Linked DNA regions of Mus musculus: region 2 is linked to region 1. Evidence: chromatin loops called from intact Hi-C (ENCODE). Cell type or tissue: heart. All regions are shown on one strand. Links, peaks and the distances in the headings refer to the core of each region. The heading gives the core; the rest is flanking DNA.

Region 1 (6,028 bases), core at 1,655-4,154:
CACAAATGTGGCTTGTTTTTATCAGTTAGGTCATGACAGGATCCAGAGACTGACTCAACTAGAGTCTCTGTCATTGCCAAGAAGTCATGCACCACCTGAGAGATGCTAAATGGGCTTCCAGCACGCAGGCTGCCTTCTTAAGAACCACAGGACAGCCAGGGTTTCCTCCCCAAACCCAGGAGTTGGTTATCTGGGATTCCAGAACAGGGTGACTCCTCATTTAAGAATTGAGACATGTTTTGCTAGGGTTAAGGTCAGAGTTAGGACTGAGTTAAAAAGAAGTATTTTTATAATTGAGATGGAGTTCTGAAGAATGGATGACACCAGGTAATCCCTAATGTAACAATGGTCAGGTGAAAGAGGACAAGAGGGAGCTTCCGACTTCAGTCATGGAGTTGGGGACAGTGACAGACAGCGCACCCACCAAGAGAAGACAGGCAAGAAAATAGCTGAATGATGAGATCTAGCAGTTGCAGAATGTCACAAGAGATGGCACAAAGAAGGAAATACAGGCAGATGGAGAAAAACTGGATTTGGTCTGGAGTGTACTAGATAGAAATTCCCAGGAGGGAATCCCAACTGGTAACAAGTCCTGGCTTCAACCAACGGTTATTTTGAAAGTCCTCCAGAAGGAGAGGAGAGGGCAAGCACCGGGGTCAGTTCTGTCCGAATGAATGGGATGGGAGGGAGCTAAGTTTTAGTGTCATGGGTCCAGTGGGGACTGCTTTGTGCAAGCAGATAGGTCTTCTAAGATGGGAAAGGTTTTCTAGTTTAGCAGTTGTGGGGCAAGGAGAATCATTTTGTGTGGTCTTGACCATCAAAGGTCCAGGTGGGATGGTAGGCATCTGCCAGGTAAACCAGGTCTCCTATCTGGAAGGCTGTGTTTTCCTTCTCAGTGGGGAAGGGGAGGGAGGATTTAAGATGGTGGGATAAATGCCCAAGGGAGAATGCATGACCTTGAAGGGACTGAAGTTTGTGGGATTTGGGGGCAGAACCTCACAGGGGCTAGAGGAAGAAGCTTTATCCAGTCTCATCAGCTCTAGGAGTTTGGTCGGTTTCCTTAACGGTTGAGTTCGTTCCCTTTGCAGAGACTGTGAGTGATAAGGGATGTGGAACTTCCAGGGTATGTTAAGAAATGAGGTGTTGTGAGATAACTGAAGTGAACCCTTGGACAGAATAGCGGCTGAGAGGCCAAAGAGGAGAATTACGGCAGAGAGAAGGAGCTGGGTGATGGTAGAGGCTCTTTTGTTGGCAATAGGAAACTCCTCCACCCATCCCGAAAAAGTGTTGTTCAGAACCAAGAGATATTTGTATCTTTACCTACAGCCTATGTATTGTCAGTCTGCGACCAGCAAAAGCCCTCTCATTGGTGAACAGGGAAGGTGGTGAGCTGATGTTAATATGCAAGTAGATGTCTCAGTCTGGAAGAGCTGCAGAAGAAAACCTTTATCTTCTGGTCTCAGCCTGACTGGGTATTATGAGGAAAGTGAGAGTCTGATTAGCTGGGCAGAATGGGAAGTGTGTGTAAGAACCTCAGGCATGGGGGGTGGGGGGAGGGGCTTGAGGGTTAATGTATGTGTGAACATTATAGGGTGTGAGCGTTGAGTTTCTGTCCCTTGAGGTCCTGGTGGGTGAGAGCAGCTTCCCTGGCCAGTTTATCCACTGTTTTATCAGCCAGGGAGACATACTGTCAATCCTTTTGGCGTCCCCTGCAGAGACTGTGGTGGTGGGTAGCAATGCCACCTCTAGGAGTTTCTGTATATGGGTGGCATTGGTAATAGCTGATCTTCTTTGTGTTAGGAATCTGGGTCTCCAGATTGGAGTAGATAATGTTGTAGGCATACTCGGAGTCAGTATAGATGTTAACCTGTTTATCATTGGCCAGGACGGGGGCTCTTGTAAGAGCTGTCAGTTCTGCCTGTGGAGAGATGGGGGGCTTGTGGTGGGGGAGTGGGGTGTCCTTGGATAACGGCATATCCAGCTGCACGTGTGTGCAGATGTTGTTGGAACTACCACATGTGCCAGTCCACGGTCTGTGGGGAGAGGTAAATGAGATTCGTGAGAATGGATTTATGGAGAGACCCAGGATCTCAGAGCAGAGGTGATGGGAGGCTGTGGCTGAAGAGGTGGTAGATCCAAGGGAGCAGGGTTGAGTGAAGGGGAGAGTTCAAGGGTAAGGTTGGGGTCCAGAAGAAAGGCATGGAGGATGTGCACCCCAGGTGGGAGTCAGGAGCGGAAGCCTTGATGGCTTTGGAGACCCTCGAGGAACTGTAAAGTAAGCTCATAAAGCAGCTGTGTCGTGAGGATTTGTTACCTTCTGGAACTTGGAATGAAGCGGTAGTCAAGGTTTATAAGCGCAGGGCCGAGCCTTTTGCAACCATGTCCAGTTGTTTCAACAGATAAGCTATGGGAGACTAGGAATCCCATGCTACTGGACAGCTGCCAGCACTTGCCTCTGAATGCAGTGAAGGAAAGAAAGAAGAGTCCAAGGGGAGCAGAAGTGACAGGGTAGGGCCTGGGACACGGTGTTTCAGCTGATCTATGAGGCTCTAGCAGGACTGTAGAGGGAGAAGAGGTTCCTGAATGCGCCCCCTAGTGGCTTAGAGAGGGTGTGCTATGCATGAGAAGTTAGGGATCCAGATATGGAAAAAATGAAAGGCCCAGTAAATTATGAGGTCTTCCTTTGTCTTGAGTAAGGGGTGTGTGAGCAGCTCTGAACCCAAGAAGAGGATGGAGAGGCTCCTAGCGGGGAGAGACCTAGATAATCAACAGTGGGGGATGCAGACCTTGTCCGGAACACCCAGTAGCCTCAGGAACCCAGAGCACTGAGGAGTGTTATGGGTTGGCAGAGTGTCCTGGTGAGGTGAATGTCCTACAGAAGAGAAGGTTGTCCACATAGTGCAGAAAGAAAGTCAGACAAGTCCAGGGAAGGTAGAGCTCCTTTTGTAGGACTTGACCAAAGAAGTGGGGGTTGTCCTGGAAGCCCAGGTAGGAGCGTCCAAGTGAGTTAGAGTGTTGGGGTCTCCTCAGGTGAAAGTATACAGAGGAGTGGAGGCAGGGCATACAAGTAAAGATCTTTTAAGTCGAAAACTGAAAAGCAGGCAGTGCTGGTGGGCATGGATAAATGGGGGTGATAGCAGCTAGGGGACTGTGGGAAAATGGGCTTTATAGCCTCCTTAATTTTTCTAAGGCAATCAAGTAAAAATGTACAACTATCCATTTGCAGATAGCATTATTAAAAGCTAGAATTAACAACTGATTTTAGGAAAATTGAAAAATACAAAATCAGTTGGATTTTTTGTTTGTTTGTTTGTTTTAAAAATAGGATTACCGAGCCGGGCGTGGTGGCACACGCCTTTAATCCCAACACTCGGGAGGCAGAGGCAGGTGGATTTCTGAGTTCGAGGCCATCCTGGTCTACAGAATGAGTTCCAGGACAGCCAGGGCTACACAGAGAAACCCTGTCTCAAAAAAAAAACAAACAAAAAACAAAAACAAAAACAAAAACAAAAACAAACAAAAAAAATTACTAAGAACAATTCCCAACACGCTGCGACTCCAGATCCAGTGGATTTGGTGCCCTCTTCTGGCCTCCATGGGCATCTGCACATATGTGATGCACATAAATTTAGGCAAGTACATATACATACATATAAATAGAAGTAGAGTAATAATAAGTTCTTTGTTTTTATTTGATATGTTTGGGTGTTTTCCTGCATTTATGCCTGGTACCTGTGGAGGTAAAACGTCAGATTCCCTAAAGCTGGAGTTACAGACAGTTGTGAGCTACCATGTCGGTGGTAGGAATCAAATCTGGGTCCTCTGGAATACAGCCAGTGAGTGCTCTTAACTGCTGAACCACCTCATGTGCCTCCAGGGTCAAGTTTTGATACAGGCTGGCTTCAAAATCCTGATTCTTTTGCCTCTATCTCCCAAGTGTTGGAATTCCAGATGTGGGCATCCACTCCTGGCTCACTTGCATTTCTTTATATCAGGAACAATCTTTATAAAAGAGAAGGGGAAACTTACACTGACGTAATATAAATATAACTTAATACGTAGGGATACATTTACTCAAGGAAGTGAAAGATCTGTATCCTGAAAGCTAGAAAACATTGGAGTTGAAAAAGTCACAAATAAGTAGAAAGATATTTCATGCTATGAACTTGAATAGATTTGAACGTACTGTTCAAATGTATCTAGTATGTAAAATGATAAACACAACTTCTATCAAAATCCCAATGATGTCTTGCACAGAAACTGAAAATAGTATTAACATGGAGGCAGAGAAGACTCCTCCTAAAGCCAAGACAATTCTGAAACAAATAGGAAGGTACCACATGTTTTGTTTTTATTTTATGTGTATGGATGTTTTGCCTGCATGCAGGTCTGTACATCATTTGTGTACCTGGTACTCCCAGAGGCTGGAAGTGGGCATCAGATCCCCTGCAGCTGGAGCTACAGATCATTGTGAACTGCTATGTGGCTGCTGGAAATTGAATCAGGTGCTTTGGAAGAGCAGCAGGTTTTCTTAATCACCGAGTCATCATTCCAAACCTGAGATTTCATGTTTCTTGATTTCAAAGTATATTACAAAGCCACTGCAGCCTTTGTGCTGCTGGCACAAAAGGCACTTATCAATGGAACAGAATACAGAGCACAGAAACAAAGCCATGGATTACATGCAAATGCTGGCTGGCATAGTGCACTGTTTCGCTGCACGTTGCAAATCCTTAATTTTTCTAGACAAGCCTACTACAGGTTGGCTTGGAACTCACTAGGTAGCTGAGAATGGACTAGAATTCACAGCAGCCCTCCTGTCTCAGACTGCTGAGTGCTAGGATTATGTGTGTGAGCCATTATGCTTCAATGTTTATTATTTGTATGTGTAATGTGTGCACACACCTGTGTGTGAGTATAGAAAGAACATGAAGGGGAGGAGCCCTGCTCCATCACTCTCCATCAGTGTTGGGCATTTCTTGACAAGGGTTACCTTGTTTGACCGTTGTTGATCTACATTCACTTGTCATTATTCCAGTGTCAGCCTTTGCCATACCTTCTGCATACTTCAGACTGTTGCTAGGCTGGCCAGTAGCCAGTATGCCTGAGTGATTCTCTCCTTTCCCTCCACAGTGCAGGGTTATAGGCACTTGTAGCCACGCATAGTTTTTAAATTTACATGGGTGCCTGTAGGAAGAACAGCAATATGAACTAACCAGTACCCCCTGAGCTCATGTCTCTAGCAGCATATGTAACAGAAGATGGTCTACTCGGCCATCATTGGAAGGAGAAGCCCTTGGTCTTGCAAAGATTATATGCCCCAGTACAGGGGAATGCCAGGGCCAGGAAGCAGGAGTGGGTGGGTTGGGGAATGGGTGGGGGGAAGATATAGGTGACTTTTGGGATAGCATTTGAAATGTAAATTAAGAAAATATCTAATAAAAAATTGTTAAAAAAAAGAAAAAAAAACTTACATGGGTGCTTGCATAGCAAGCTCTCTTCCCTAGTGAGTCATCTCCCCGTGCCCACCGTCCAATTTTTTCTTTAGAAATGGAAACTTAGAGGCTGAGAAGATGACTGGGTCAGTGAGGTATCTGCTGCACAATCATGAGGACTTGAATTTGGATCCCCAGCACCCACATAAAAGCCAGGAGTGGTGGCTCATATCTGTAACCCTAGCACTTGGGCCAAAAAGACAAATAGAGCAATGGGGCTCGTTGGCTCCTCAGGCTCTAGAAAGGGTGAGCTCCAAATGCAGTAGGAGACCACCTAAAACAATAGGGATGGTCAGTAATAAAACACTCACTGCCTCCCTGTGCTTTCCACATAAGCACATGCATGGACACACACCCTCAAGCACGTATGTATGAGCATCTAAACAGCACATATACACAGGCAAGTGTGCCCACATACATGCATGCTTATGTGGATGCATAAGCACATTTTTGTCAAATGTTGGGAATACTTGCAATATTTCAAACTCAGTGTTTCTAGTGTTGGGGTGATCTGTGATCTCTACAAACCACAC
Region 2 (6,028 bases), core at 2,131-4,630, 68 kb before region 1:
TTTGTTTGTTTTATGCTGAGGTTTGAACCAAGAGCGTCACACATACTGAGTACATGCTGAGCCCAGCACAAAAGCCTATTGATTTTCCCCCCATGGGGATATAAGTCAACACCAAAATTTTGGGAAGCTGGTTCCCTGGGAAACAATTATTGTTAAGGTAGATTCCATGTTAATGGTATCAAACAAATCCTTGGTGAACAACACTTAAAAGCTTTGAAGTTTAGGTTTGATATGGCTTTCCTGTCTTACTTTCTAAAATGTCATAGGAGCAAGTCCCAAAGCTACATACAGCTAAGCATGGGTCCTCCAAACTGTCATCACTGAGAATAGATTCTCAGTTTCATCCTGGTACTTCAAGAATTCGGACAACTATGGGCCACATCACTTTTACACCATTGGTTTCCCTTCTGAGGCATTTTTATTTGTTTGTTTGTTTAGAACCTGGTCTCACTATGTAGTTCTGTCTGTCCTGGAACTTGGTATGTAGACTATGCTAGTCTTAAACTCATAGTGATCTGCTTCTCAGAGTCCTAGGATTAAAGGTGTACATTATCACCCCCAGACCCATGATCTTTTAATCAAACTAGCAGCTATGACACAAGAGAGAAATCTTTCCTTTAAATAATCCTTATATTTAGAATCCACGTATGAGAAAAACTTGGCTGTAGTTCTTTCAAATGCAGCTTTTACTGAAGAAAACCCAAAATACCTTCCATTTACTCTGAGCCATATATTTCTGCAGCAGTTGTTGGGATCTGAGGCGAACGTTGGAGCCCGAGGCTTTGGCAGGCAGGTGACTTAACCACTCGTGTTTCAGGCACTGTGTGGCGCTCATCCTACAGCTGTGGAGTCAAACATCAGTATATTGAGTTGAGCTTGTCTTTGTGAGTTGTCTAAACGTCTGTTCTGTTGGGTGAAAAGTCTGAGTCTATGGTTCATCGTTCTGGCAGATTCATGCCACGCTCTCAAACCTCCCCTCCCTACAGGAGCCAGTGAAATCTATCAGTAAAAAGTTCCCTGACCTCTACAGAAGATTGTGACCTAGGGACTCACCACTGCCTCCCACAGAGGGCTGGGAAGCTAAGGCAGAACAATGGAAGGCCAGCTGCTACTAGAATTGCTCTTAGGAGAACATGATACTTGAACAAAATCCATTTCTCCTGGAGGAGTAGAGCATTAGCCAGCTCATCTGAATTACAGATTGATTACAGAAAGATTTTACAGTAAGAAACTGAAGATCCATGAGCACTGAGCTGTCCTGAAGCCTGGATGCTTGGGCCTTTCTCCTGGGGTGTACTTTTGTGTCAATTTCCAATTATTTTATGTCTGAGTATCAAGAAAACCTCAATGGCTCAATCTATGACTTTCATAAAGTTCCATGTGTTGGCCAGTTTTAAGTCAACTTGAAACAAGCTAGGGTCATTTGAAAGGAGTGAACCTCAACTGAGAAAATGACTTCATAAGTCGGGCTGTGGACAAGCCTGTAGGGCCTTTTCTTGATTAGTGATTGATGTGGGAGTGCCCAGCCTATGGTGGGTGGTGCATCAGCTATCCCTGGGCTGGTGGTCCTGGCTTCTATTAAAAAAAAAAAAAAAAAAAAAAGCAGGCTGAGCAAGTCAGTAAGCAGCATCCCCCCATGGCCTCTGCATCAGCTCCTGCCTCCAGGTTCCTGCCCTCACTGCTTTTGATGATGAACTGTTATACAGAACTGTGAATGAAATAAACCCTTTCCTCCCCGTGTTGCTTTTGGTCATGGTGTCTCATCACAGCAGAAGTCACCCTAAGACTTTGCTGAAGTCTAAGAATGCCTTTGTGACCAAGAAATGAAGTACTCAGACCTGTATTCCAAGGGTGATATCTACATACCTCAACTTTTTTCAACATTAGCTTATTATAAGTGGTAACATGGAAATAAAACTCATTTGTGATATAACTCTTCTAAGACTCTGCTGTCTAGCTGCTGCTCATTTTAATATTCCAAGCAAGTAAAAGACTAAGAAATTTCTCAGGAAGAAAGAATTCAGCATACTAGCTCAGCACGCAGATCAGGGCCCATTATAATGGCCACTGAATGACCAGCAAGTAAAAATACCTCTTCTCTTTGACCAGTAACCGGGAAACAAAGTCCTTGGCTTCCTCCGACAGCCCTTTGAAGGTATCAGCATCGAAATCCCAGCTGCAGTTCACAATAAAATTCATGGTCTCTGCATCTGTCTCCCCTAGAAATGGGGACAAACCACTGAGTCTATGGAGAAGAGAAAGGACCATGAGTATATCACAAGCTCAGTGTATCACAAGCTCGACTTCTGTAACTGCTCCATTGCATAAATTGGCTTCGCATGTTCTCATGAAGGTGGGAGATGGGGGAGAGGACATTCTGAACAATCTCCTATCTCATGCAGCTCTTTCCTTATCTCTACAGCAATGGCTCTCAGCCTTCCTAATGCCACCATTTAATAGTTGCTCATGTTGTAGTGACCCAACCATAAAATTATTTTCATTGTTATTTCATAACTGTAATTTCACTACTGGTATGAATTATAATGTAAATATCTGTGTTTTCTGATGGTCTTAGGTGACCCCTGGGAAAGGGTTATTCCACCCCCAAAAGGGGTCAAAACCCACAGGTTGAGAACCACTGCTCTAGAGTAACTGTAAAGTGTATTCTAACACAATGTGTCCACTAATCAGGTCTGTATTTATTGACTTTTGCTGTTGTTTGAGACAGGATTCTCGTGCCGGGCGGTGGTGGCGCACGCCTTTAATCCTAGCACTTGGGAGGCAGAGGCAGGCGGATTTCTGAGTTCGAGGCCAGCCTGGTCTACAAAGGGAGTTCCAGGACAGCCAGGGCTACACAGAGAAACCCTGTCTCGAAAAACCAAAAAAAAAAAAAAAAAAGAAAAAAGAAAAGAGACAGGATTCTCTAGTTATCCCTGGGTGTGCTGAAACTCACTATTATGACATACCAGGCTGGACTTGAACTCAGAGAGATCCTTGGGCCTCTGCCTCCTGAGTGTTTGGGATTAAAGGCACCAGCCACCATGTTCAAACAGCTTTCTATTTCTCTGATTCAGGCTCTAATAGATACTATTGTCCTTGAAGCCCATGAAATATTAGCTTTACTGGGCTCAGGCTAAGGCAGAGAGGCAAGATAACCTAGCTGACTGACTAAGGCTTTAAACTTTCCCTGCAGGATACAGCCAACACAAAGCCTTTTGTAGTCCCTGGGGGCCATCAAAGAAAGCTTAGCTAAGCATGGGTGTGTGTGAGCCAAAAGCAGCATTCCTCTGTGGTTTCCACTTCAAGTTCCTTGAGTTCCTGCCCTGTCCCCCCCCCCCCCCCAGTGTTGGTAGTATCTGAACCTCTGACCGCTCCTAAGTTGCTTCCATCCAAGTCTTATTACAGCAACAAGAATGAAACTAGAACAGGCTTAAGAAAATAGCTCAGGAAATCCAGTCAGAGAGAGAAAAGGAGCCACTCTTTGACATAACCACACAACACTGTTAATGTACCTCTTCTCTGACTGGTACCCAGTACCTGCATCTCTTTGCTTGATGTCTTTCCAACTGAAGCTTGTTTTTTATCACCCCGAAATATCAGGAAATTGACTCAGGCCCCACACTTAAGAACAACCCACAAAGAAGAAAGAACTGCTAGGAACCAACTCTTTCACCCCTCTGATAAAAATGCTCTGAGGGATGTTCTGCAATGGATTCCAGAGTTTCCCAGCCTGGTACATGTGTATTTCCTTTCTGTGCTATAAACAAGTCTTTCTCAATTTTGGGGCTCCTCCCAGCACTTCTCATCCTGACCTCAACCCTAAACCTTCCCCTCCCAGGGTCTTGGCTTCTCTTCCCTATGTAACTCAGCCATTTTGACTGCATGTTCTCTTGACTGTCTTTGTTGCCATGTGCTTTCTTGGTCTCTTGGCTTGCTCTTAGCCTCTTGGTCTTTGGCTTCTCCCTTGGTCCACTTGCCCCCCCCCCATTCCTCTTTTGCCTCCCCACCCCTATTCATGGTCTAGTTCAGTCTGGACTCTTCCAGATGCCTCTGGCTGTGCTCTACCTCATATCTGCAATAAAACCTTCTCAACTATACTTAGGAGCAGACATGTCCCCATTTTCATTCATCTGATGCTGAAACCACAGGATTGGTATAAATGAGCTCCCTTCCAAGAACTTGGCCTCTTCCAACCAAGCTGCTGATTTGACTCTCCTGAGATCATTTGCTACCACCTACCATATCTGACTCCAAATTCTAGAGTCCACCCCCTCAGCTGTTTCTTCCCTCCACCTGCTCCAACTGTATCTGCTTCCTTGCCTACTCTGTAAGTATCCTTTTTTCTGGCTTGGAGTCTCCTACACTCTCTGGCATGCCCACCACATGGGCATCTCTCTACTAAGAAACCTCCTACACCCTCTGGGACCCATCATGAAGGTGGACCCAGTCCACCTTCAGCAGTTTTCTCCTCTATCTGTTCTAACCACTCATCTCTCCTCTTCTTCTCAGTATCATCCCAGAGCTACCTGCTTTGTCTGCTATTACTACAAAAGCCGTACAGGTATGCTGGAAAGCTCCTCTTGCTCTTCTGGGCCTCTACCACATAGAAAGAGACACCTCTCCTCTGTGATTTGGGACATATCTCTGATAAGTATCTCAATCTGCTTGGGGAGACCAAAGATTGAAATTCTTGTTACTACAACTCTTACTTCCTCTACTTCCTTTGTTCTTAAAGCACCATCCTGGATCATCCTTGACTCTCCTAGGAGGCAATCCTTTAGCTTCTTTGTACCCTCATGGTCTCTATAAATTCCCTTGGGTCACCTTAAAGAAAGGGACCTCACTTGAGAAAATGCCTCCATAAGATCTGGCTGTAGGGCATTTTCTTATGAGTGGTTGATGGGGAAGAGCCCAGCCCATTATGGGTGATGCCATCCTTGGGCTGGTAGTCCTGGCTTCTATAAGAAAGCAGACTGAGAAAGCCACAGGAAGCAAGCCAGTAAGCAGCACTGCCTCCAAGTTCCTGCCCTGTTTGAGTTCCTGTCCTGACTTCCTTTGATGATGAACAGCGATATGGAAGTATAAACCAAATAAATCCTTCCCTCTCCAACTTGATTTTTGGCCATGGTATTTTGTCCCAGCAACAGAAACCCTAAGACAGCAAATAACTAAAAATAAAACAAGTTTGTTTAGATCAGTTATACTTAATAAAAAACGGTCCTCAAACTCTTCAGAGACCTGCCAAATACGACATATAAAGTGCTTAATTAAAAAAAAAACAACAACAACAACAACCCTCCCATGATAGAAATTCCAGCTCCTAGAAGTGACCTTAAAGTCTCCAAAGAAGACAATGGAGCACAGAAGACTTCTCCTGGATTATGGTAATGATGACCACTGGCAAAGAACTGCCCCATGTCTCAATCACTGATTCTGCCAAAACTATGGACGCTGTTGGGTTGACTGCCACACTCTGCCTTGCCACAGCAAGTCAGTTTTTCTAGGTTCCTCCTCCACAGGAAAATCTCTGAGTCTGGCAGCTGAAGATGTTATCCTGACCATTTTTTTTTTTTGGATATACCTAGGATAATATAAAAGCAGGCTAGAAATAAAGTTGCTTCAGCCTCAGTACGGGTTGGAATCATGTTGCTATTTTGTCTGTTTTTCTTTTTCAATCCTTACTCCTTCACTTGAGACCCTATTGACTGACTGAGCTGGCTTGGTCATTCATAGAAGCCATCAAGATTAAGGGAACCTAGCATAACCATCCAGGCGGTGGTAAGTCTATCATTTTAATTGATATATAGGCTATTTGGATTATACTTCCTGTTATAATTTATCCTTCTCAGATTTCTGATAACATTGATGACTTATTGTAGCTTTATGTTAAGAGCAGCAAGCACCCAGCTCCTCCCTCAAGGATGCATATAGCTAGCTGCCTATTCAGTTCAGGCTTCTCTTTCCTAGAGCTACTGTGTCTCCAGCTGAGAAAGGCAGACACCATTTGCTTCGCTGTAAGACTTCACCC

Evidence for each region. Peaks named below come from ENCODE experiments on the same cell type or tissue, not always from the same donor. Only the 100,000 strongest peaks of a DNase experiment are listed, where the experiment ranks them.
Region 2: it touches region 1 in a loop (2.6-fold over the local background); 4 of 42 quality-filtered maps call a loop at or near these places.

The regions. Positions count from the first base shown.
Region 1 is chr8:85,395,154-85,401,181 of GRCm38, forward strand. No RefSeq gene overlaps it. Among named protein-coding and RNA genes, the nearest start is that of Mylk3, 33 kb to the left of the region's middle. In heart, for the core only: CTCF peaks have their summits at 2,604 (motif pointing left) and 3,622 (motif pointing left); a DNase peak (open chromatin) is centred at 2,588; H3K27ac peaks cover 1,055 bases.
Region 2 is chr8:85,326,439-85,332,466 of GRCm38, forward strand. It overlaps Mylk3 (myosin light chain kinase 3), which reads right to left. Exons shown (of 13, transcript NM_175441.5): 11 at 2,093-2,245; 12 at 710-842. Among named protein-coding and RNA genes, the nearest start is that of Gm22336, 14 kb to the left of the region's middle. In heart, for the core only: no CTCF peak of the experiment used is centred there; a DNase peak (open chromatin) is centred at 3,233.